6 separate regions of the Homo sapiens genome follow, and all the other regions are linked to region 6. The links are chromatin loops, found by intact Hi-C in ENCODE. Cell type or tissue: endothelial cell of umbilical vein. All regions are shown on one strand. Region 1 overlaps ETV6 (ETS variant transcription factor 6). Region 2 overlaps ETV6 (ETS variant transcription factor 6). Region 3 overlaps ETV6 (ETS variant transcription factor 6). Region 4 overlaps ETV6 (ETS variant transcription factor 6). Region 5 overlaps ETV6 (ETS variant transcription factor 6). Region 6 overlaps ETV6 (ETS variant transcription factor 6).

Region 1 (4,000 bases), 120 kb before region 6:
GAGTATTGTAAGGAACCAACTCCCAACCCAAATCGAATCGCCTCTGAGATCCTATTAAACAGAAAATGCCCTGAACACCAGTATATGAAAATGCTTTGCTAGGATGAGCTCAAAGCATTTCATCCTCCAAATAAAATCTATCTGCTCACACTTAGATTGTTCAAAGGCAGATGGTAGGCAATTGAAACAGAGAGACAAGCTGGCAAAAGGAAAAATAAAACCACAAATATCTGCACGTGAAGGTGATTTACGCTCTTGCCAGCCCCCCTCCTAACTTCGTTAACACAACGACGTAGCAATTAAGTAGCATGGGAACTCGGGCTCAGATGGCTGATACAGTTGTCCTCCGTTAATGGGGTGAGACAAAGCTTGCGTATAATATACAGTGCTCTTCACCAAAATGCAGAGCTAAAAGAGATTTTAAGAGATAATCAGCAACATAGCCTGTAAATCATGCTGCTCATAACAGACGGCCACCTTACTGAAATCTCACTGACCCCCACCACACGTGTTAACAGCAGGGCCACTGCTCTGAAATATTAGCTATTACCGAGTGGCCAAGTCTTAAGAAAGGGACCACTTGGCAGTATTGAACTTCAAAGTGGAAGTAAGATCCCCTTGGGGTGAGGGTAGGAAGGCGGTGAACAGGGTTGATCAGAACCGTGGAAGAGTCCGGAGCAGATGCTCTGTGGGAAACCCTGAATTAGCCAAGAGCAAAAGTTATCGCCATCCTACTGCTCTGGGAAGGCTGCCTGTTGGAGAAAACCTCTGTGTTCCCTTAGCCTTTTCACTGACTGGAGGACTTTCCAGACGAAATCTGGCACTTCTCAGTAACCTTGAACTTGAACATTCAGTGACAGAAGGGAAAGGGAGAGGGTTTCAGCTGCTGGAGCTGGGTAACTGTGCAGGGCTCTCGCAGCGGGCCATTTGTGGCTCTGAGGGTGCCAAGCTGCAGTGTTCTGAGGGTGTGTGAATGAGGGTGTTGATCCTGGCTGCAGAAGGGGCAGCTTTCTGAGCAGGTGGGAGTGGTGAATGAGGAGGGGATTTGGCGGGGCAGGATGTGAGATGAGTTTACTCTGCTGGGAAAGAATTTGGAGATGTCCATGAAGAAGAAAATCTGGATGACTATTGAGGGAGGGCTGATGTTGGAGAGAAGGGCTCATACTACAAATCAGAATAAAATAAAGGATATCTTAGTATCAAGAGGAAAGCACTGTTAAGATACTAAACCTTCTGCTGCCCAGGTATCTGAGGAGAGACCATGGAAGAGTTCTATATGGAACAAATGAAAAAGCAGTAAAGTCAGGTCTAGACCTGGAGTTTTTAGTAATACCAAGTTTACATAGGAAGTGTCTGGGAAGTAGTGATTAGAGGGAAAGTATGTTGGATGAGTGAATCATTCCTTCAGAAATCAATATTTTTTCCTACTAGGCCCTCCGAATGTCATCTTTGTAGTTGCCCAAATACATCAGTTTCTCTCTTATGTAAGAGAGCTTGTCTCATTTTTATTGCTGTATTCCATTTTCAAGTGTCTTCTTGGGTAATGATCCTGTATTTGATCTTGGCCAGATATTATCTGTGACTGTTGTTAGAGTGATCCTTTTCCTTTCCCCCGAGTTAGTCAAACTGTGTGCGTGGTCTCTAGACTGAGATTTGGCAGTGATTCCATGGCTCTTGTGAGTGGAGTTGACTAACAAAACTCAGGAATGGAATGGCCATATTTTGGAATTTGGTTGAAGCAAGTAAAGTTTTTATTCTTCTACCAATGCAAATCTATCTCAGGGAATTTCTCTTTATTCAGAAAGAATGACCTCCATCCCACCTTTCTCTAAAAGGTACAAATCGTAATGCATATTTGACACATTAGTTGGCTTTTACCTTGGGGACCAGCAGACCACCCCGCAGATACAATGCACGGAATCTAGCAAACAATAAAGAGCAGTGTGCTCGCGTGGCCAGATCGTTCGCTTCCTTCCTTTTTCGCCTTCATTTTTGGGAAGTCCTTGCCTCGTTAGTTCCATAGGCCATGAGACATAGCAATATAAAATGCCAGAGGATGTTCAAATGGGCGTGTGGAGGAAGAGGGAAAGCAGGAATTCTGGGCCAAAGAGCAGATGGCCAGCCAGTGACCTAGGAAGGGAAGCTCAGGCTTTTAAACAATGGCAATGTTTCTTTTATGTGCAGTTTTCATTAAGGAGTACCGAGACTCCAAGTTGGAGGATTCTGAAAGTGGTCATAGAGTCCCTGCCCTCGAGATTTAATATCCAAAGAGGAGACAGTGGTTTTAATATAATGAATATATGCAGAAAACAGCCGGAGACAATAGAAACACTTTGGCACCTTCTGTGGCGCTGCTAAAATGTGTGCTGTAGCTCAAGGCCCATAGGGGTTAATGTAGGGGTTATTTGTGTGTGTGTGTGTGTGTGTGTGTGTGTGTGTGTGTGTGTGTGTGTTTGGTGTTTTCCCCATGAAGCCCTGATTGTGCGACCCTGGGTGAGCCAGCTGCTTCCGCTGTTTTCCAGGAAAGCATGAGTGTCCACCACCTAGAGAGATGATGATGTGAGAAGGGGCAGGGAGAGACCTCTCTGGCTGCCACTCTCTCACTGCCCCAGGAGCGGAGGCCCCTGGTGCTCAGGAGTTCTTTGGCTGTGTCCGGATCCACCAATTCCCCGCTTCCCTAAGGATGACGGGTAAATCTGGTGAGACCCGCTGCCCTCCTAATGTTGGAGGAAAGCTGGAGCCCCTCAGTCAACATTTATGGAAGGGATTTAATGCATCATGGGCTGTGAAGGTACAGCCAGGCCCTCCGTCAGCTCCCTGAGACAGGCCTTGTCTTTTTGCACGCATATGTCTGTTAATAGTTGTAGACCTAGCTGTAGCCATGGGGGTAAGCCTAGTCCTCCAGCCCCTGAGAGTTTATTACCACAAGGAGTGAGAACACCAGGATGTGTTTTTTTAGATGTTCTTCTGTAACCCCCAAGCACCTGTAGCTCCCAGGTGTTTTTACATTGATCTCAGAATTACCCAGAAAACATTCTTTGAAGACCTTGTAGAGTCTGCCATTTGTACTTCTGCTACAAAGAGCAAAAATAAAGCAAATAAACAAAAAGCCCCTGGAAATCCTATAGTTATCCTAATACATATTTTAAAGTATTACCTATCACTGAGCAAGTGCATCTATACATTTCAATCCTTTTGGAAAATATACTTTCTCAAACTTCATGTTGTATCCCTCTAAAGTTAGTTAGCACATATTGTACATTCAGAAGAAATGTTCATTTACAGCAAGGCATAGGTTTTTTTTCCTCTAAAAGAAATTTGACCAGGTATGGTGGCTCATGCTTATATTCTCAACATTTTAGGAGGCCAAGGCAGGAGGATCACTTGAAGCCAGGAGTTCTAGACTATCCTGAGCAACAAAGTGAGACCCTGTCTCTATAAAAAAATAAAATAAATTAGCTGGATGTGGTAATGTGTGCCTGTAGTCCCAGTTACCCAGGAGGCTGGGGCAGTAGGATCCCCTGAGTCTAGGAGTTTGAGGCTGCAGTGAGCTATGATCATGCCACTGTACTTCACGCTGGGCAACAGAGTGAGACCTCTGTCTCTAAACAAAAAGGAAGGAAGGAAAGAGGGAAGAAAGGAAGGGAAGAGAGAGAGAAGGAAAGGAAGGGAGAGGGAGAAGGAGGGAAAAGAAAAAGGGAGAGAAATTGATGCAGGAAGAAGAAAGAAAGAAAATAAAAGAAAGGGAAAGAAACTGATGAAGGAGGAACTGGGTACCTAGAAGTGGTTGAATGAAATAATCCTGTAAAGTCATCTAAGGTTCCCATCTCATTCCTTGCCTTTTATTTCTTGCCATCACCTATGGCCACTTCTTGCTTGTTCATGTCACTTTCTTTGTCAGTTTGGAATGGGCCCTGCCTGGCTGATGGCTTTGGAGAGGACAGCAGACAGTCATTAGAGACTAGAAGCTGCCAAGCGAGGCAACGTGACAGAGCACACA
Region 2 (4,000 bases), 53 kb before region 6:
GGAGGAGAAAGCAGCTAATAAAGAGCTGAACTTGGCCACTTTGTTGTGCCCAGGATACAAGCTGCTGTTAATTTCAGTACCTGTTTCTTCTGCTGTTAGAACTAGGAAGAAAGGATTTAGTGACCCTCTTTCAAAAGGTGGATCACAAGCTTAGAGGCATTGCTGGATAAATTCAACAGCAAGACTTTATTTCTTCCCCAGAGGTGACGTCTGATGGTTCTGTATAAATAAAGTCACACCACCTTTCTTATGCTGAATTGATGCTGCTGACCTGCTGTTAGTAGGACATGCACTTTTATGGCGTTTCCAGGAGTGGTGATGTGTGTTGCTGAGCTCATCTAATCTCTGCTTTGAGCAAAGGCAATCCTCTATATCATGGCAGGGATTAGAGGTATAGCCTGGGGCTGCAGAATGGTGTGATTTAAATTTTCCCATGCAGGTTCAAAGCTTGTAACTTTGCCTGCGTGTACATCCACACTGGGTTCCAGCCACATGAACTGGGCCACCTTCATAGACCTCCCTGGTAACCACAGCCTGACGTGACAAGGAATCACAGTTTTACTTTCCGCTTACTATCCATGTTAGAAATATCTAAGGAAATTCAGGAAAAAAAAAAAAGAGAGAATTTCATGGCATGTCAAGAATGGAAAGTATCTTAATTAAAATGTTTTAAAATGGGAACAATAAAGAAGTCGATTTAAGTTTTTTGCTTTGGTGCTTGTCTTTAAAGAAATTGCTCCTAATTCTAGAAACTAGTGCTTTTTCTAATTATATTCAGTAGAACCCTAGGATCCTGTGAGGAGGCATAGGGGAGTAATTGATAAAGAAGGGGACTGTGGTGTCCGTGTTTTATTTGGAGCTGTTCTACCCACACTGTAATTTATAAGCTCTAACTTACCAGGGGAGATAAGATTGTATAGAACCAGCATCTTGCAGTTATACGGAACCTTTAAGTTCTCCTACTCCAGCTCCTTCCCAGTGCAAGCACGTGTTTTAGAGTAACTGTTCAGCCTCAGCATTAAGTCAGCTTTAGGAGAACAGTAAATCGCCCATTTATCTGGAGACTTCAGCTGTTTGAAAGGCCTTCCTTCTAGTGCATCGGTATCTGTTGCTGGCTCTGTCCTCTGCTACTACAAGCAAGCCTTGAGTCTCTCTTAGACTTGTCCTTCCTATATTTGAAGACATCTCCGAGAAGATTTTAAATCTTTTTTCCCCCACAGGCCACATATATCCTTAATGCCTTCATCCATTCCCCTCTTGGGAATGTGCATCTTTGGGCCATTGGAGAGGTCTTGCTTGGACTGCGGCCACTGTGATTTCTGGGGGCAGACTCAGCTCCTTCTTGGTGTAGAGATCTGCCCACTATAGGCACCAAATAGATGTTGGCAGGCTTCTTTCCTCCTTACTGCTTCTATTTATCTCACCTGTACTTTTAGATTTGCTGCTCTTGGGTAAGCAGATAAGAACAAGGGAAATGTCTTCCGTTGTTGTTAAAGACAATGTTAGGATAGAAAGTAATATGTTTGTACTCAAAAATGCCCAGTGAGATTTCTAGCCACGGCCAAGTTATCATTTGCATAAGCAACCTGGAAATGCCCTCTTGGTCCTACTGATTGTGTCCCATGGTTAATGTAGATCCCTGGATAAATTCGAATGGCTACTCCTGCTCAGGGGTCATGCCATGAGAACTTTTCTCATACATCAGATAGAGTCCCCTTCCGTCAGCTGAATGCATTTACCCCTCAGTCTGTGCTACCCATAGGATAAGCAACATGCATAAGAAGGTAGGTGCCTTGGCTTAGGCAGCTCTGTTGAGTCACCCTCAAGAATCCTGCTGGAATTCTGTGAGGAGTGAGGATGCAGAGCAACGAAATATTCGAAGGCTGCTATGATTTTTACAAGCTTGAACCTGTCTCTTGGAATTCCCCATTGTGAAGTCATTGTTGACTGGTTGGCATTATAAAGCAGTTCAGAGAAGTAAAGTTAGATCAGTCTGCACGCAAATACCAGCCACACCATCTCCCAAGCTAGTGACTGGAACTGCGGTTTTCAAGTCAGTTTCCTCATTGCGGAATGGAGATAACGATGCCTTCCTTGCAGGGTCATTGTGAGGCTGAAATAAAATAAAGGCTTCATGGGAACACATACCACATGCTCACTTAATGCTAGCTCTCTTTCCTGATTGTGGCAGTGACTGTATTTTCCAGCTACAATTGTGACACGTGTTCTGAGAGGTGTTAAGTATTTATATACAACTACCCATATGTATTTATGGGTAAAAGGACACGGAACTTTAAATATTGAGACCATCCTGGAAATTCTAGGATGTATGATTGCATAATTTGTAATGCCTGCTATAGGCCTAGCCTCATAGTTGACCCTTGATGGATGCTGAAATATTTCTTAATCATAGGGAGAAAAAAAACTCAATGACCTTTTACAGAGATGTTTGATTGCAGGGCTTATTGCTAATGCTCTCTCTCTCTCTTTTTTTTTTTTTTTTTTTTTTTAATCTCACTATGCAAAGATAATACAGGTCTGGGTAAGAGGAAGACTTAAGATGCTTTGACTTAATTGTATCTGCTTGACAGAAGCAATATACTGCCTTCTGATTTTAGGATGTAACCATCCAGAAAGGCAGAAGAAAGGGACAATTTCAGTTCTAAACAGGAATCCGAATATCTCACGTCCTGAACCATCTACATAAACTAGAGAAAGGGCACTCCTTAAGACTGGTGAAGCGGGCTCCTTGGAAGATCCCCACAGCAACATTGAGTTTGGTTTGTCTGGCGTACCCTCTCCCCAAGGGCTGAGTGGGCCATCTGGGTAACCTAGAGAGGAGACTTCAGATGCTAGGAGTATAGTTCCTACCCATCCTCATTTTCACAGGGTACACTCATTTTTTTCCCCTTGGAAGTACTGATATGTATTCTGCAAGATGAATGTTGAGACCCAAACACCATTTGGCTTGTAAAAATTAATGGCTTAGCATCCAGAGGGATGTTGCTTTCAGGGCAGGGGGGACACTGGACACCAAGAAGAAAGCCAGCTTGGGCCCCTATACCATCTTGGATGTCTAAACCATCTTCTGGTAACTCTCTGGATGAAAAGAAATCATGAACTTCACTTCTGTGATTTGGTGGATGTGGATTTTGCTACATCAAAATTTGCATTTGAGTCTCTGTGGTGTTCTTTCTAGCCGAGATGCTAGGGTATGCTCTTTCTTTCTGGGGAGATTCCAAAAATGTTACTCTCTGTGGCTGTGTGTACAATGTCTATTTAGAAAAGAAGACTGGCATTTGCATCTTCTCTCAAATTCTTTACGTTTGTCTCACTGAATTTTGGAGTGGACAAAATATTCAATAGCTTTTTTCAAGTGAAAAAAATGTCGACTTTCAAGAGTGTATTACTTTAGGTTCTTGTGTATATCTGTGCTTTCCTGGTGGCAGAAACCTAGAAAACTCTAGAGCTCAAATTTCAGCGTATTCAATTTTTTGTTAATGTGTCTATAGCTTGTTAATAAAAGCTTACTTAATGAAAGCCAACATCACCACCACTTGAAATTTTTGCAGCCAGAAGAGTGTACTTAAATACTTGTGTATTCAGACTTCACTTTAATAAATTTCAATAAATAGCTTCCCATAGGAGAGGTTTCTTCTGTTGAATCTGTAGAAGTTGACGACGGTACAAGCATCAGCTTTCTCAGGCAGCTTTTCTAAACACCTGCAGGGTGGAAAAGAGATCCTTCTCTCAAAATACTGAATATTGCTGGCATGACCACTCTTGTCACTGGTGCCTGCTGTTTTCCATCTTATCTGGGTTGCAGGTTTCTTCACAGTGATGGGACACCGAAGTGCAATGGGATGAAAGCATGCCTGTGGCATTTTTACCCTAGCTGTGGGGAAATGACCACTATCCTGTGTCCATGACACTCTTCCTCCTCAGGACTTTCAAACTAGGCTTCAGAAGCCATCACTGGGGGCAGTCCTGGCATTTATAA
Region 3 (4,000 bases), 87 kb after region 6:
ACCATGCTAGCCACAGTTCCCACAGTCAGAGTCACCAAGCCACATAGTTTTTCTTTTCCCACCATTTTTCACTCCTCACTCCTTTTTGCTGTGTTTTAGCCTACCCCAGCCTTCTCATCTTTATCCATCCATCTCCCACCAACACCAGGATAACCTTTTCACTCCACTATTTTTTACCACACAGCTCTCTCTGTAACCATCAGGACCCTCTTTCCACCCTTTTTTCCTTCCAGCCTGCATTTAACACACATTCAGAGCCCATTGATTCAGTTAGAACTTGCCTCCCGTCTTTCACATGGGTTCTGCCCAGGTTTAAGTTTGGGTCACGACCGTGGACTTCTGGGTCACTGTATCATCATCTGTGGAGGGAGGCTGTCGCCTGGATCATCTCTGAGGCCTCCGGTGGGTCAAAGGTCACACAACAGGACCTCCCTCCATCTTTCTGGGCCTCCGTTTCTTCCCGGTAAAACAAGGAAGTTAGTTAGACAATCAGTCAACCCAAGCTAGGCAGAAGCAGTTGCTGGATTCTTTTTTGATTCTTCTGGTTAGTGCCTCAACAAGAAACATTTTCAACAGTGTTTTCTTGCCCTTTTCCTCTGTAGACTGTAGACTGCTTTGGGATTACGTCTATCAGTTGCTTTCTGACAGCCGGTACGAAAACTTCATCCGATGGGAGGACAAAGAATCCAAAATATTCCGGATAGTGGATCCCAACGGACTGGCTCGACTGTGGGGAAACCATAAGGTAAAAGGGCAGCAGATATCTGCTCCATAAACTAGTGCCAAAATGAAGTCCTTATCCCTGGATTGGAGGATAATCGTCTGTCTTCTGCTTTTTACGTCTGCCCATACTTATTTAGTTTATTCCTTGCTGGGCAAGCAATTAGGCAGTTGCAAAGGGAAGGAAATAATTAAAGATGCATCTTGCCATTTGTTCCTGAGACCAGGTGCCCATTAACTCACATATCCTGGTTTGCTGGGCTGCATCATGAGTGACTCTTGTTTCCACTCCCCTTGACCTGATCCCGCCACCTCCACTGTTGTTAGGAACTGGGTAAAAGGGAAGTACAGCAAGACTCTCTGACTCACAGGGGACCTTTGGGAAGTGCCACTACTTTTCTGCTCAGTTAGAAACTCCCATGTTCCCCAAAGCCCATTTCTTTATAGAAAATACTTAGATTCTGACTGTAAAACATCCCCTTTATAAGCAAGCGATGCAAGAAGTTTGCCCCACAATTTCCCAAACTGGGAGGAGGGAATGGAATTGAATAAAGTCTTTTGCAGTAAGGAAGACTGCTCAAGTGCGCAGTTGTAAAAAGCGGGTAACCGTGATCCAGGCCAGTCGATAGGTGGACCTGAAGCAAAGCCTGATGTTGGCATGGTGGCACAACCCCAATCCGCTGAGTGAGTGAAAAGGCAGGGAGGCCCAGCCAGGTGTGCCCAGACCTGCAGCCTTCTAAGAAGGCAGTGGGTAATGCAGACCATGACCAAATATGGCAAGGCCCCACTGACAGACACTTCCATGTGTGAGTCACTGAGAAAAATCCCTCTGCTACTCCCACTGTACCATTGCCTCGGGCCCAGAACCACTGTATTCTTGCTTCCACAACAGGAATTTAAACAAAAGAATTGTCTTCCTTAAAATGACAGACCAGAAACACAAGTTTGAGAAAAGGTCATTGCAACAAAAAAAAAGAAATGCTGTGTGGGTCAGAAGGTGAAGGGTGACCCAGAGATAGGGGGAACCTGCAGGAAATTCCTCAGGCGGAGCAGAGAGCGGTCTTGGGAAAAGGAAATAAGCGAGGCTGCTATGGGATCTGCTTTATTAGCTAGGGCTCCAGGACTTCGGACAAAGGGTGATTCACCTTAGGAGTAAACCTTGGTGACAGTGAATATAAAAAGCTAAAGGGTGGGGACAGATGTGCCTGGAAGGCAGCCGATTAGCAGGTAGCTTCCCAAACTGGCAGGGCCACAGGCAGCAGCTGAAGAGCTTTTATTTTAATAGCTCCCGCAGTGCCTTTTCTGAGGTTCATTTCATTGTGTCTTTGTGCTTTTTTTCTCCCTTCCTCCTTTGAACAAACAGAACAGAACAAACATGACCTATGAGAAAATGTCCAGAGCCCTGCGCCACTACTACAAACTAAACATTATCAGGAAGGAGCCAGGACAAAGGCTTTTGTTCAGGTAGCACTTCCTTTTTCTCCTTTCCTTCTTTTGGGAGGATGCTGTTTTCTTTAAATAACGGGGAGTGGGGGGAGACTGTTAAGATCTCTACCTGCCTATCGGATACCCAAAGCCAATCATTGCTACAAACTGGATACCAGGTACTGGTTTGTTAGGATTTAAGGAAAATATTTTTTTAACTTATGTCTGTCCTGTAATAAAGCCAAAACTAAATGAACAGAATCTGACTCACCTTTAAAATAACGCAGTGACCAAATAATATTATGTGGCATTAAAGTCCGGTGTAGTTAAAAGCACAAAGTCAATGGCAAAACAAGGAATTAAACCTAGACTTCCAGGTTACCATCGCTGTAAGGCAACTTTCTGAACCAGTATTTGTCAAAATGCAGGTAATGACCCACAGTGAGTCATGAAATAGATTGAATGGGTCCATCAGAGCTTTTTTTTTTTAATGAAATAAGGATAGGATAGGATAGAGTTGAAAATGCCAGACTGCATGACATGTAGCAAGAATGACAGTTGATTCATGAAAATGTTGTTCCAGGTGTGTATGTACGTGATGAGTCATGATGTAAAATGTATTTCTTATAATGCATCGTAGTCAGAATAAGTCTACAAGCTGCTGCACTAGAATTTTTCTTTCCAGAATTCCTCATAGATAATGAGTTCCAACCAAGTTAGCCTGCCACCACATAGATTGTAATTCCAAGTACTATGCAAGAGAGGAGAAAGAACTGGAAGAAGAAGGAGGGATCTGAAGGACCAATCAGGAGATGTAGAAGTAGACCTCTGGTGCTGGTGGTAGTCATTAGCGGGGCCAACTGCAGGTTGGTAGAAGTGAGATCAACAAACACAACCTTGGGTGATGAGTTTTGGCAGGTGGGCCAGAAGAGAGTGGCAGATGGGGCTAGAGATGTAGATTGTGAATTATCTATATACAGGTAGGAAGTGATACCATGTATGAACAGATGAGCTCACTGATATGATTAATTTATTGGAAAGAGCAGAGAATCTGGTCTTTAGCATTGGGAAGGAATGGTAACTTAGGAATAGTAAAAGCAATTAAGATCTTCAAAAGAAACGGGAAAGGCTCTTCAGGAAAGGGAAACAGAATAGAAGGAATAAAAAAAGAACCCTCCATTCTCTGGCTCTACCGTATGGCTTTTCTTCATCCTTCAACCTAAACGCAGTCCTTGGCTCCCTTTCTTCCCACTCTATACCTTTTTCGTGGATGAACTGATCCCGACACACAACTTCATTTATCACCTCAGTGGTTAGGCTCTTAAATCTCTATATCCAGCTCTAAAATCTCCCTGAAATTCCAAATTTGAATGTCCAAGAGTTTCCTGTAGGCTGTGTCCCCTTAAATATCACATTTAAGTATTTCAGACATGACATCTTCAAAACAGACACTTGTCTCGGATTAGAAATTCCACCCAGAGGCCGGGCATGATGGCTCACACCTGTAATCCCAGCACTTTGGGAGGCTGAGGTGGGCAGATCACGAGGTCAAGAGATCGAGACCATCCTGGCCAACATGGTGAAACCCCATCTCTACTAAAAGTACAAAAATTAGCTGAGCGTAGTGGCATGCACCTGTAGTCCCAGCTACTCGGGAGGCTGAGGCAGGAGAATCACTTGAACCCGGGAGGCAGAGGTTGCAGTGAGCTGAGATCGCGCCACTGCACTCCAGCCTGGTGACAGAGCGAGACTCCATCTCAAGAAAAAAAAAAAAAAAAGAAAAGAAATTCCACCCAGAATTATTGAATTCTTTACTCATCAGGGGCATCACTGCTGTTTGAAGCAGCCAACTTTG
Region 4 (4,000 bases), 65 kb after region 6:
TTCTTCTCAGGCCCTCCAAGGGAGTTCGGTGACATTGGCACATTGTGGGGATGAATAGGCTGAAATGCCAGGTACACAGTTAGTGGAAAGACTCCAAACCAAGCAAAGGTTGAACGTCAGGTAACTGGAGTAGGGGGTGTATTAGTTAGCTAGGGCCGCTGTAACAAAGTACCCCAAACGGGGTGGCTTAAACAACAGATATTTATTATCTCACTTTTCTGGGGGCTAGAAGTCCAAGGTCAACGTGTGCCAGAGTTGGTTCCTTCTGAGAGAGCTGTGAGGTAGGATCTGTTCCATGACTCTCTTCTCGTTTCTGGTGGTTTGCTGGCAAGCTTTGGCATTCCTTGCCTTGGAGGTCTCTGCCTTCATCTTCACCTGCATTCTTCCCCTGTGTATGTCTGGAAGTCCAGAGTATACTTTTTATAAAGACACCAGTCATATTGGATGTTTAAAATGACCTCATCCTAACTAATTACATCTGCAAGGACCGTCTTTCCAAATAAGATCACATCCTGAGGGTACTAGGGGTTAGGACTTCAACTTATGAATTTTGGGGGAGAGATAGTCAACCCATAATGGGCATAAGAGACCGGGAGTGGTATATGAAATATAGTTTGAATTCCACCTCAAGACCTTGAGCTTATGACTTCTGTCTAGCTCTGTGTATCATTCATACTTCCCACTAATTTTTAACAAAATGACTGGGAGAGGGAGAAAGTGAAACCCAGTGGACTGAGGCTTGAGTGAGCATTACCTCCTGGGCCTGTTGATTTGCGTCTCCCTGGTGACCTTCTTCTCTGACCAGCATCCGTGGGCTTAGGGAAAGCACGGTGGTGGAAATGTGATCCTGGTGTGTGAGATGCAAACTTGATCTTAGCCTTTGCTCTCCCTGGAAACTTATCGGTCAAAACTTTCACTAAAGGCAGTTTTTTGTCTGTTTGTTTAGGTTTACTGGTTATTTATTATTTATAGCATGGTTAAATTGGGTCAAATTTTTATGAATTGTAAGTAGAGAAACTTTTCTAATAAGAGGAAAGGATAAGAAATCAGACCTTTTTGTAAAGAAAATTACCCCACTTAAAGTCCTGGTTTATTTTAGGCCGTTTGGCAGTGAGAAGAAGGGATTATTTGTGTCTGACAGAGGTCTACAAGGAAAAAGGTTTGGGATCAGAAAACACTTCCAACCAGAATGACGGTTCCCTGCCAGTCCTTGGTCTTTCTTCCTCCCTTCCTTCTGTGCCCACATGGACTAATTATGTCTGGCTTTCCCTCCCTCTTCCTTGTATATTTCCCTTCCATATCAAGACCTTCAGAATGAGGGCAATGTGGATAATTTCCCAGTTTTCCAGCTGGGCAGCTCACCAAGAACAAACCCAGACATCAAGGCCAGACCAAAAAAATCTTCTTGTTTTAGACAGAAGACTCCTACATCTGGGGGATTTAATGCACCCACTGTCCGCTCAGTGCATTTCCTGTGTCCGGAGCTTCTCTGCCTGCCGGCTCTGGTCTCGTAAGTTTCCATGCCCTGCTGCCAACTTATAATAACAGAGGCGGCAGGCAGCAGGCTGAGAATGTCATAGCCTACTCCATACATGGGCACTGCTTTGCAGACTGAAACAAAGCTTGCAGGGTCTCATTGCAGGCCTCTCAGCCTTGACAGTGGTTGTGCCCAGACCACCAGGAGCCTGGAATTAAATACCCTCGGATCCAGTTCTCTACTGTTAATGTTATCAGCTTCATCAAGTACTTCCTCTTTGAGTGATATCTGTGGAGAAATAAATAAATCAAGCTCCTCCAAGTCCTGTTCCTGCCTGGATCCTGAGTCCAAAGTAAAATCTGAGTTGGATTATCCAAAGCACTATCACCCTCCTGCATTGTTCCCAAGGTCTGGGCAGGAACGGAGAGTGAAATCTCTCCAGGACATTACATCAGTTCCTCCTTTACCCTTGGCATGAAAGTTCTTCCTCTCCTGGTCCTCCCAGACTTCCTAAGGCCTGCCCTGAGTGCACACCCACACACTAAGCCTTGAAGCCCAGGACATCAAAGAAAGCCTGCAGGTAACCAGATTACTGACCAACGCCTGTGACCGTTTTGAAATTTATAAGATGGGAAATGGATTCAGGAAATGGGATTTTTCAATACATGGTCTTCATCATCCTTAAGTATTTTTAAGCCTTAATAAGCTTTTAAGTAAAGAGAGACATTCTGTAAATGGCATTTAGAAGAAAATATAGGAAAGTTCAAACTGGAACTGTCTTCAATAGTTGTTTACAGTGATCATATTCTGTGACAAATGAAAAGTGGACCAGGGACAAAAGATAAATACATTTCTATGGGCAGCAGAATTGACATCCATATTATCTATAAAAGGAAAGTTTGCCTTGTCTACAAAAGATTACAGATCATTTTAGTTGGTGCCCAGTAAGCATTTCTATGCATTTGGGTTAAAGTGAGGAAGTTAGTGCTTGTCTTTCCAACCTATATCCTTGCAAGGTTAATTAAGCACTTTAAAAAAAAAAAAGCTTTTTATAACAGGAAATATCAAACCTATACAAAAGTAAAGAGAATTGTGTAATGAATCACCATGTACCCATCACCAGTTTTGATGATCAACTCAAGGCCAATCATGTCTTCCTCTGTGGTCTACCTCCTCTCTCCTTCACCATCCCAGATTATTTTACAGCAAATCTCAGATATATAATTTCCCTTGTAAATAGTATCAACAGGCTGGGCGCGGTGGCTCATGCCTGTAATCCCAGCACTTTGGGAGGCTGAGGTGGGCGGATCATGAGGTCAGGAGATCGAGACCATCCTGGCTAACATGGTGAAACCCTGTCTTTACTAAAACTACAAAAAATTAGCCAGGCATGGTGGCGGGCACCTGTAGTCCCAGCTACTCAGGAGGCTGAGGCAGGAGAATGGCGTGAACCCGGGAGGTGGAGCTTGCAGTGAGCAGAGATCACGCCACTGCACTCCAGCCTGGGTGAAAGAGCGAGACTCCGTCTCAAAAAAAAAAAAAAAAAAATAGTGTCAACATAGGTCTCAAAAAAAGACTATAAAATCATAATAGAACCATCATATCACTTGAAAACTAGTAGTTCCTCGGTATCATCAAATAATCTGCTAGTGTTCACTTTTTGCCAACCATCTCATAAATGTTTTTTACAGTTTGGATCAGAATCCAAACAACATCTATACATTGCAGATGGTTAACGTATCTCTTAAGTTTTTTTCAACCTATAGGTTCCCATCTGCAACCTTCTTGTGTGTGTGTTTGAGCAGTCCCTCTCTTCAGGTTTTTTTAAAGAAGTCAGCCATAATTAGTATATTCGTATATATAATATATTATATATATTAGCGTAGGCTTATATATACTATGTAAGTATATACTTATATAGTATTAGTATATACTATATATCATATATACTATAATCATATATAGTATATATGGTGTGTGTGTATATATATACTATATATCATACTATGCATATATAGTATATTAGTATAATCTCCCCCTGTACATAGTTTCTTTTTTTCCTCTGGTTGCTTTCAAGATTTTCTCTTTATTTTTGGTTTTCAGCAGTTTGACTATGGTGTACCTGGGTGTGGTTTTTATTTTACATATCTTACTTGAGATTCTTGGACCTTCGAATTTACTGTTGTTGATAATGTTGTTACCAAATTTGAGGACAATCTAGCCATTATTTTTTAATTTATTCTACTCTGTTTTTTTCTATATTCTCCTTCTTGGACACCAATTACATGTGTGTTAGACCACGTGATATTGTTCCACAGGTCACTGAGGATTTGTTTTGTTTGGATTTCATTTTTACTGATCTGTCTTCAAATTTTCTAACCCTTTCTTCTCTCATCTCCGTTCTGCTATTAAGTCCATCTAGTCCGGTCTTTCATTTCAGATATTATACTTTTCAGTTATAGAATCTTTATTTTGCCTTTTTTTTTAATTCCATTTCCCTTTTGGCAGCCTGTATGTGTCATC
Region 5 (4,000 bases), 68 kb before region 6:
GGGAGCACTAGAATTGAAGGCCTGTTCAAAGGTTTTGTGCCTTTAACTGGAGAATTTTTTGGAAGCCCCTTAGAACTGCCAGGCAGCCATGTGGGATCAGGTGGGGGGGACTGGGCTGCTGTGTGGTAGATTTGAGTTCATGTCTCATAAATGGACTCTCCCCGAATCTGAGAGGGTTGCTCCCTAAGTCAACTACTTAATAATTAATGGAAAGGAGATGTGACAGGAATAGCCAATTTCCCTGTCCTGTTTGGTATGACTGTTGGCAATTTGATGATTCCTTCCTTAACCTTGAAGCAATCTCAGTTTGACTGACTCATACTATGGGGAAGATAGTGGCCTTTGAACTCTTGACTCAATACAGTCTTGACCTTGGTTAGATACTACCTTGACCTCTGGATAAAACTGTACTGGGCATTACTATTTTATTGATTGTTCTCTCAACAAAACAACCGTATCTTTAAAAAATTTTTTTATCTTACATGTCTGAAGTAGAAGGTCACCTCTTTTGTAGTGAAAAAATAACTATTTTCCCCATGGTGTGCTGAATGCATGGGTTAAAGCAGGTAGACCAGCTGTCCTGGGTTTTATCCCTATGTGTTTTTTGCTGATTCACAAAGGCATTTAATTTCTCTCTACCACGCTTTCTAGGTCTGCAAAATAGAAAGGGGAGTTCATGACCATCTATGCGTTACTGGGGGATTTTTCTGTGCAAGCGAAAATTATTGATGCAACCAGAGGACTTGCTGCCAGCGTCGAGGGGTGCATTTTACTCCCTCTGTAAAGAGGCCAGCAGTAATGATAGAAACACAGTGCATTTGACTCTGACCTTATATTTGACAACTCTTCCTCTACAATCCTTAAAAAACATGCCTCACCATTTAAGAGACCAGCAGCAGGCCTTCAGCAAAGCCCACGGTCTAGGCAGCCTTTGTAGGCCTCTGGGATTGTGGTGAGAAAACCTTATCCCTCTCTTATTTCCTGATAACTTTACATTTTAGAGGTGTCTGGAAAGAAAGGTGGCAGAAAAGCAGCATAACCTGCTTGACAAGTCCTGTACAAACAGAAGTCCAATGAGGCTGCTGCTCTGGGGTTGCCAAGCTCAAGGAAGCCAATTGTAGTGTGCACAAAGGTGCAAGTCACCAAGGCCTCAGAGAGCTCCAAGGAAGCCTGTGCAAAGGCAGGATTTAGAGTTCTAAGGACGGGTTGTCCAGCGCAGCCCAGCAGAGAACCTAGGTCCATAACTGTGGACTCTCCTGTGAGGGAGCCATGTTGCGGGGTGGACATCTGACAGTTGTCCCTGCTCTGTGAACCTGCGACTTCATCCTACAGGTGCAGAGAATGGTTTTGGCAACTCTCTCCACCGCAGAATGTGGGCGGACTTCTGAGCTGGGTTTGATTTTCCTCTTTTGCTTTGGAGTGTACAACAATCAACCCTTTAGAGCAGAAGTAGAGGAATGGAAGACTTTCCCATGGCCCAAGACCCCTCAGTGGGTTGCTGTTTGCTCTTCCCTAGAATATTATAATGTTCAATTTATGCCTCCAGGAGACCAGAGACACACGTTTCCCAAATGTGGGTACAGGTGGCTTTAAGCTGTTTCTGTGAGTAGAGGCCCAGTGACATGTTCCCCAGTGTAACCCCCTCCTTGGTTTCACATCCCCTCTACCCGATTCTAGGCCAAGCCCCTCCAGTGTAGTTGGTGACCCAGAACAGGTGAAAGTGAGGCTGCCTTTTGTAGCACTGCTCTTTGTGAATGGGAAGTGCTGCTGGGGAGAAATGATTTTAAGTGTGAGCTTTGCTGTTAGGGGCAGCCCTCTTTCTCCACTGCAATAAGAAGAGTCATGACTAAGTCTAGAAAGGCAGGTTTTGATCTTTAGGATACTGTGATGTATGAAATAAAGGTATGTCCTTCTTATTCGGTGTTGCATTGTCAGCACCTAACACAGTGTTTAATTAAAGCAAAAATTTTTGTATTGAAAATATAACTAGGTGGAGGAGTAAGTCAGTGCTACTTAAGTGTGAGTATTTGTCTTCCCTGATCAGATGGTTTTCTACGTACTCAAAATTTCATGTAGTAAGAATGCAGGATGCTTATGGAGAAAAGTGAGTGTTGTTTGTTTCTCCTTAATATTTATATATAAAAGCAAGAGCTTATTAAACTTTTAGACGTCTTTGGAGGTTTGAAATTTCCCACTGTTATTCTTAAGAAGAGAAGAGAAAGAATAATTTTTTTTCTTCTGTCTTATTGGCCTTTAAGGAAAAGCGAATTTCAGAAAAACATGGGACGGAACAGGAAGTGTTTACAGGTTTAGTCATACTTGTTAGGTATGAAAAAGCCCCACTGCCTTCTCATATTGTTTCTTTTATGAACTTAACACTTCCTACTTTGAGAATACCTTCCTCCCCAAGGGCTCAAAGCCCTTCATAGTCATTAATTTGCATCTTGCTAATTTTCTTAAAAAATTAAAATGTTAACTACCATTTAGCTGGTATTCTACCAGCTAAAACTTCCAGCTAAATGCATTTTGTCTGTCTGTATGTATTAGCTCAGTTGAAAATGTGATCCTACTGAAGGCAGTAGGGTAACCGGCTTGTCCCAGTTTCCCTGGGATTTCAGTTTTAGTACTGAAAACCCCACATCCCCGGAACCCCTTCAGTCCCAGACAAACCAGCATGGTTGGGTCACCCAAGAAGGCGACCAGTTCAGGTAGCTCTGCATAAAGAGAAGATGTTCCACCCTGCAGTCCTTACCTTAAATCTAGGCAGCTACCTTAAGAATTGACCTAGACAGCAGTGTGTGCATGGCTCAGTGCAAATCTTTAGCATCACCTGGTAGAAGACAACACTGAGCACACAGTCGCAGAACTAGTGCAGTTCGAGGTACGTGGAAATGTCTCTGCAAAGTAATATTTCTGGTTTCTTGTTTTTTTGTCTACCCTTTTCCCCTTTACTGCACTATATGGTGAAAAACGAAAACAAGAACTGCTAACTACCTGATTTCCGAAACAAGAAGTGTGATCTCAAATATTTCTGTTGATCTCAGGTTTTTCATCTGAAAAATGAGGATGCTGGTCTCAATTTCTAAGGCCCCTTCCTGCCCAAACTTACCAGGAGGAAAGAAGCTGGAAGTAGAAAGCAGGAGAGGTTCAAAAAGAAAATGGGATGCATCTCCTTTAGTAAGCTCTACTCTGGAGAAGGACGTTGTCCTTCAAGTACAAACCTTTTCACCGACTTGGGGAGTTTCCCCCCATTGTATCCCACCCCATCTTTTTCTGCCATCGTGCACTGTGTCGTTTGAATGTGCTGCTTTGTCAGGGCTGGGGGCTTCCTTGGTGCTCCAGCTTGGCCACATCCGACACACAGACCACCCCGTCCTCCTTCTGCCTCTAGAGGACCAAGAACAACCCTTGTTCTGAAAGCACCCTGTCCCTGAGCCTGAACACATGACCCTGGATGTCAGAAGATGCTCTTCTCCATTTCAATTGCCCAATTCCAGCTCTGTAATCATTATGTTAAATGATACAAGTTTCAAAAAATATATATTTCTAATAGACTTTCTATTATCTTCCTTAAATCCACAGTGTCACTTTCATTCTTACTCCTCATTTTGGGGTGAAAGTGTAGAAAGATTGTGGCTTTAGAATCTGACGTACTTTGCTTCAAATTCTAGCACCACTGTGTGACATTGGGAAGCCCGTTCTTTAACCCCACTCAGACTCTGTTTCTCCATTGATGAAATAGAAACATACAGTATCTTATGTGTCTGGCACATGGAAGGTACTCAGCATATTAATATTAACCACTTTGGGCTGGGCGCAGTGGCTCACGCCTGTAATTGCAGCACTTTGGGAGGCCAAAGCAGGCGGATCATGAGGTCAGGAGATTGAGACTATCCTGGTTAACACAGTGAAACCCTGTCTCTACTAAAAATACAAAAATTTAGCCAGGCATGGTGGCAGGTGCCTGTAGTCCCAGCTGCTCGGGAGGCTGAGGCAGGAG
Region 6 (4,000 bases):
CTCTCCATTTTGAGACCATTCATTCTTTCAAACACCATTATTTTTATTCAGACAGTGTACCTAGCAATAGTCCCGGCACTGGGAACACAGAAATGAAAAGTTACTCTCTTTAAGAAATTCACAGTTCCAAAACCTCGGCTGTACCCACAGAGTCAGGGTCATAGGGAAGTTTCAGTACCAGATAGTGGGAGGAGGGCCAGGGCTGCCAGTCGTTGGTGAATGTGGTAAGGTGGCAGGCTGTTGGCAGTTGAGAGCTGGCATCCAGCATTAACCTTAGAAACAAAGAGCTCAAGGAGCAGAAATCCAGCCACAGAGACTGGGATTCGGTCATAGGACTTCTGTTATTGAGAAGGACTGGAAGACAGAGCTGGGTAGGAACCAAGATAGGCATCCCATTACAGCAAAGGCTTGTTTTTAGGTGGCAGACAAGGGCACAGAAAAGCCAGCAGGAGTGACTCAATACTGGTTCCCTGAACCACTGGTCCCAAGCTTCCTCTTGATAAAGGGTAGGCCTGGTCCCGGAGTCTGGGTGGAGCTGAACTTCAAAGTAAAGGAGGGTTAAGTAAGCCTAACTGGAAAGGTTCTGGGCCGTAGGGGCAGACAGCCAAGCATCTCACTGCAGCTAAAACCCAAGTAAAATAAATAGGACTTATGGTATGCACAAATCTCTCATACCAGAGAAAGTGGACATTCCAAGTTTGTGTGATTTGAAGGAAAAGATTTTAGTTCCGTGGTTCTTGTAGGTTGTTACTAGATTGCTAGAATGCTTATAATATAAGATAGTTTTGTGTGATGGGTTTATTTGGGAATGTGATGATAGAAACAAAAGGAAATTCCTTTGTTTTTTATTACCATACAAGGATAAGATTTTGAGATTATCTTTCCAAGGAAAACTTATCAACTATCTATTATGTATCAGGCACAATCCTTTGTACTGGGATTCCAAAGACAAATAAGATAGTTCTTGACCTCAAGGAACTTGTAATTCGTTGGGGAAGACAGATAAGTAACCAACAAATTAGAACGTAGGGTGATTGGAGTGTGTTTCATGTCACTGCGCCACAGAAGAGAAGCAGTTGACTTAGGAGAGGAGAAAGTTTAATTTGGGCCATGAAGGAAATTAAAAGTAAAGACCTCCAAATTGGTGGGCAGCCATTGAAGGATTTTAGGAAAGTGATGTGCTGAGGGATGGATTATAAGATCGGGGGCAGAAAGACCAGTTACAAGGGAAAATCATGCTGGTCATGCCCCAGTACTTACATTTTTCTCATACCACCTCTTAGAGCCCCTGAAAGTGTAGACTCCACTATGGAGAAGCAACACAAATGTGAAATACTAGCTTGCGAGCCACGTGGGTAGCTCTTTCCTCTTCAGGAAAGGGGAATGCTAGTGTCTAGAAGTGGGAGAGATTGAAATGATTCTGTAATGAGGAAATAAGTTACGTTAGGGCACATATATAAAGAAACAGCAGAAAAAATGTAAAATCTCAATCACTCTGTAGCCATGACATTTATAAAAATGAAAATTTTACAAGAGTATTTCTAAATGCTTTGAAGTTGGCCCCCAAAAAGCCTGCCTACCTTCACTTTGAGTTACAAATAAAATCCCTAGTGTTGCATAGCTGTGTGAGTGGTATTTACATTCTCACACATTTCAGATCTCTTGAGTCCATTTTGCTAGTATTTGTTTTCCTTGGAGATAGGAGTTAATTCAGTCACACTTTCTTCCCCTGACAATAACTGCATTTTTTTCTCTAAGGTAGCTTTCCCTCCAACCGTTGCTTGTTGTTCTTACCCAAGACCCAGTATCTGCCAAAACAAATGTATGTGAGTGATAAACGCTGAGAGGAATGTCTGTTGGACCACAGGAAATTTCCTGTTCAGGAAGAGATCTTGGGAACTTCCTGTGGAGGAGTGCATTGTGGGACTTTTGGCTGCAGTCCCTTGACCACAGCTGCAATTAACTAAAGGCAGAGGGGGAGGGGAGAGGAAGAAGAGGAGACAGCTACCCACAGACATTCTTATCCATGTAGCCCGAGGAGAGAATGGGCTCATACAGGTTCACAACTTTGCAAGTGAACTAGATGTCTAGTGCAGAACAAGATCACTGTGCCCAACCTCCTTTACTGCCATCCATCTTTCACAGCCTTCCCGGTGCTTTCCTAGGGCTCCTAAAAACAGTCACTGTCACATTATCCATGTGCATTCCCCAGTCCCTCATAAGCACACATGAAGTGTCCATGCCCTCTGTAGCCCCACCAACTGTTTGGAATCTCTTGATTAGCTTCTAGAATCCAGGCATTGGAGTTGGTGGTCTTTCTCCATCCCAACTTAAGTATGAAAGAGAGGAGAGGAGAACCCGTGGCTCTTTGACATACCTTCATGTGACCCTAAAAGCATTAGGGAAACGTTATGGAACTGTTACGAAAAAAGAGGTTAATAAATCCAATTGATAAGCACAATCAAAACCAACAGGAGAACCATGCATTCTTGTGCTGCAATGCCATTACGAAATGAAGTCCTCGTTAATACCTCATACTCCCCTTCTTGGTCCCCAAACTGGGCACGTCTACTTTGCATTCAAGTGCCTGATGTGTGTGCGTGTGTGTGTTTTATTTTTTATTTTTTATTTTTTTGAGACAACCTATTGCCTAGGTTGGAGTACAGTGGCATGATCACTGCTCACTGCAGCCTCGATGGCCTGGGCTCAAGTGATCCTCCTGCCTTAGCCTCTGGGTCCCTGGGACAGACAGGCATACCACCATGCCCTGCTAATTTTTAACAATTACTTGTAGAGACAAAGTGTTGCTATGTTGCCCAGGCTCTTGATGTTTCTTTACAGCCTTCACTCAGTGCTTTTATGGAGTCCATCTCTGAAGAGCAGGGCTTATATTTGAGTTTCAAAAATCTAAAGTCTCAGCTGGTGGCAATTTACATCTGATAATATATATGACCTTGGAAGTCTCTGGCAGACATAGGAAAGGGGAGTGGACATCTAAGGACTGAAAAATATCCCAGGCCATTTTCTGGGTCATGGAAAAGTAACCTGACCTTCTTATCCCACCTCCTATTCATCATCCATCTCACCTCCCATCCCCATCACATTTTAAATTTTAATTAATTTTTCATTGGCAGATAAAAGTCATATGTTTATGGTATACATACATAAAACATGATATTTTAATGTATGTATACATGTGGACTGGCTAGATCAAGCTAATTAACATAGCCATTAACTCACATACCTGTTTTTTGTGGTGAGAACATTTAAAATCTACCATCTTCATAATTTTCAAACATACACAGTGTTATTAACCATAATCACCGTGTTATACAACAGATCTCCTGAGCTTATTCCTCCCATCTAACTGACGTTTTGTATCCTTTGACCAACACCTCCCCACCCGCATCCCTTCTTTTACTCTGCTTGAGTTCAACTTTTAGATTCCACATGTAAGCGAGATCGTGTAATATATATCTTTTCATTACTGGCTTATTTCACTTAGCATAATGTGCACCAGATTCACCCATGTTGCTGCAGATGGACTTCAAAATGTAAAATATTCTTCATGAGAATGAAGTTACCCCCCCAGAAAGGGGGACCAGTTACTCCCCAGAAAGAATTAAAAAGTAGCCGGGCATGGTGGCACACACCTGTAATCCAGCTAATAGGGAGGCTTAGTTGGGGGGATCACTTGAGCCCAGGAGTTTGAGACCAGTCTCACAGTCTCAGCAACATAGCCAGACCCTGTCTCATATTTTTAAAACAAGAATTAAAAAGCAAGAATAGTTTGCAGCAAACATTTTCTGAGACTTTTCTAGATAATACTAGGTTTAGTCCGCCCTCCAAAGTAGTATAATTACATCATGGTTTTAAAATTAAAAGCAAAAATATAGGTGAAGCAAAAGTGAGCTTTATTCATCGAAAATTTGTCCTCACTCATCCCATGTGACTTTTTAAAGTGTAATTCTAAGGAGACTCCCAGCATCCGGATGGCAAA

The links. Hi-C counts contacts between places; a loop is a spot of excess contacts. Peaks named below come from ENCODE experiments on the same cell type or tissue, not always from the same donor. Only the 100,000 strongest peaks of a DNase experiment are listed, where the experiment ranks them.
Region 1: it touches region 6 in a loop (3-fold over the local background); 3 of 110 quality-filtered maps call a loop at or near these places.
Region 2: it touches region 6 in a loop (6-fold over the local background); 9 of 110 quality-filtered maps call a loop at or near these places.
Region 3: a loop joins it to region 6, with 7 times the contacts of the local background. A loop is called at or near these places in 5 of 110 quality-filtered maps.
Region 4: a loop joins it to region 6, with 8 times the contacts of the local background. A loop is called at or near these places in 5 of 110 quality-filtered maps.
Region 5: a loop joins it to region 6, with 4 times the contacts of the local background. A loop is called at or near these places in 7 of 110 quality-filtered maps.

What each region holds. Positions count from the first base shown.
Region 1 is chr12:11,672,210-11,676,209 of GRCh38, forward strand. The region is part of intron 1 of ETV6 (ETS variant transcription factor 6); the gene reads left to right. Among named protein-coding and RNA genes, the nearest start is that of ETV6, 25 kb to the left of the region's middle. In endothelial cell of umbilical vein, no CTCF peak of the experiment used is centred here; DNase peaks (open chromatin) are centred at 1,522, 2,092 and 2,502; H3K27ac peaks cover 2,188 bases.
Region 2 is chr12:11,744,304-11,748,303 of GRCh38, forward strand. The region is part of intron 1 of ETV6 (ETS variant transcription factor 6); the gene reads left to right. Among named protein-coding and RNA genes, the nearest start is that of ETV6, 97 kb to the left of the region's middle. RefSeq lists an enhancer at 1,709-1,928. In endothelial cell of umbilical vein, no CTCF peak of the experiment used is centred here; a DNase peak (open chromatin) is centred at 1,998; H3K27ac peaks cover 2,344 bases.
Region 3 is chr12:11,883,843-11,887,842 of GRCh38, forward strand. It overlaps ETV6 (ETS variant transcription factor 6), which reads left to right. Exons shown (of 8, transcript NM_001987.5): 6 at 603-745; 7 at 2,084-2,184. Among named protein-coding and RNA genes, the nearest start is that of BCL2L14, 190 kb to the right of the region's middle. RefSeq lists enhancers at 419-1,618, 1,645-2,355. In endothelial cell of umbilical vein, no CTCF peak of the experiment used is centred here; DNase peaks (open chromatin) are centred at 1,019 and 1,739; H3K27ac peaks cover 2,861 bases.
Region 4 is chr12:11,862,245-11,866,244 of GRCh38, forward strand. All of the region lies in intron 4 of ETV6 (ETS variant transcription factor 6), which reads left to right. Among named protein-coding and RNA genes, the nearest start is that of BCL2L14, 210 kb to the right of the region's middle. In endothelial cell of umbilical vein, no CTCF peak of the experiment used is centred here; DNase peaks (open chromatin) are centred at 787, 1,467, 1,557 and 1,917; H3K27ac peaks cover 2,764 bases.
Region 5 is chr12:11,729,319-11,733,318 of GRCh38, forward strand. All of the region lies in intron 1 of ETV6 (ETS variant transcription factor 6), which reads left to right. Among named protein-coding and RNA genes, the nearest start is that of ETV6, 82 kb to the left of the region's middle. RefSeq lists enhancers at 1,098-1,207, 1,448-1,547. In endothelial cell of umbilical vein, no CTCF peak of the experiment used is centred here; a DNase peak (open chromatin) is centred at 2,303; H3K27ac peaks cover 2,297 bases.
Region 6 is chr12:11,797,157-11,801,156 of GRCh38, forward strand. All of the region lies in intron 2 of ETV6 (ETS variant transcription factor 6), which reads left to right. Among named protein-coding and RNA genes, the nearest start is that of ETV6, 150 kb to the left of the region's middle. In endothelial cell of umbilical vein, no CTCF peak of the experiment used is centred here; DNase peaks (open chromatin) are centred at 505 and 1,865; H3K27ac peaks cover 3,095 bases.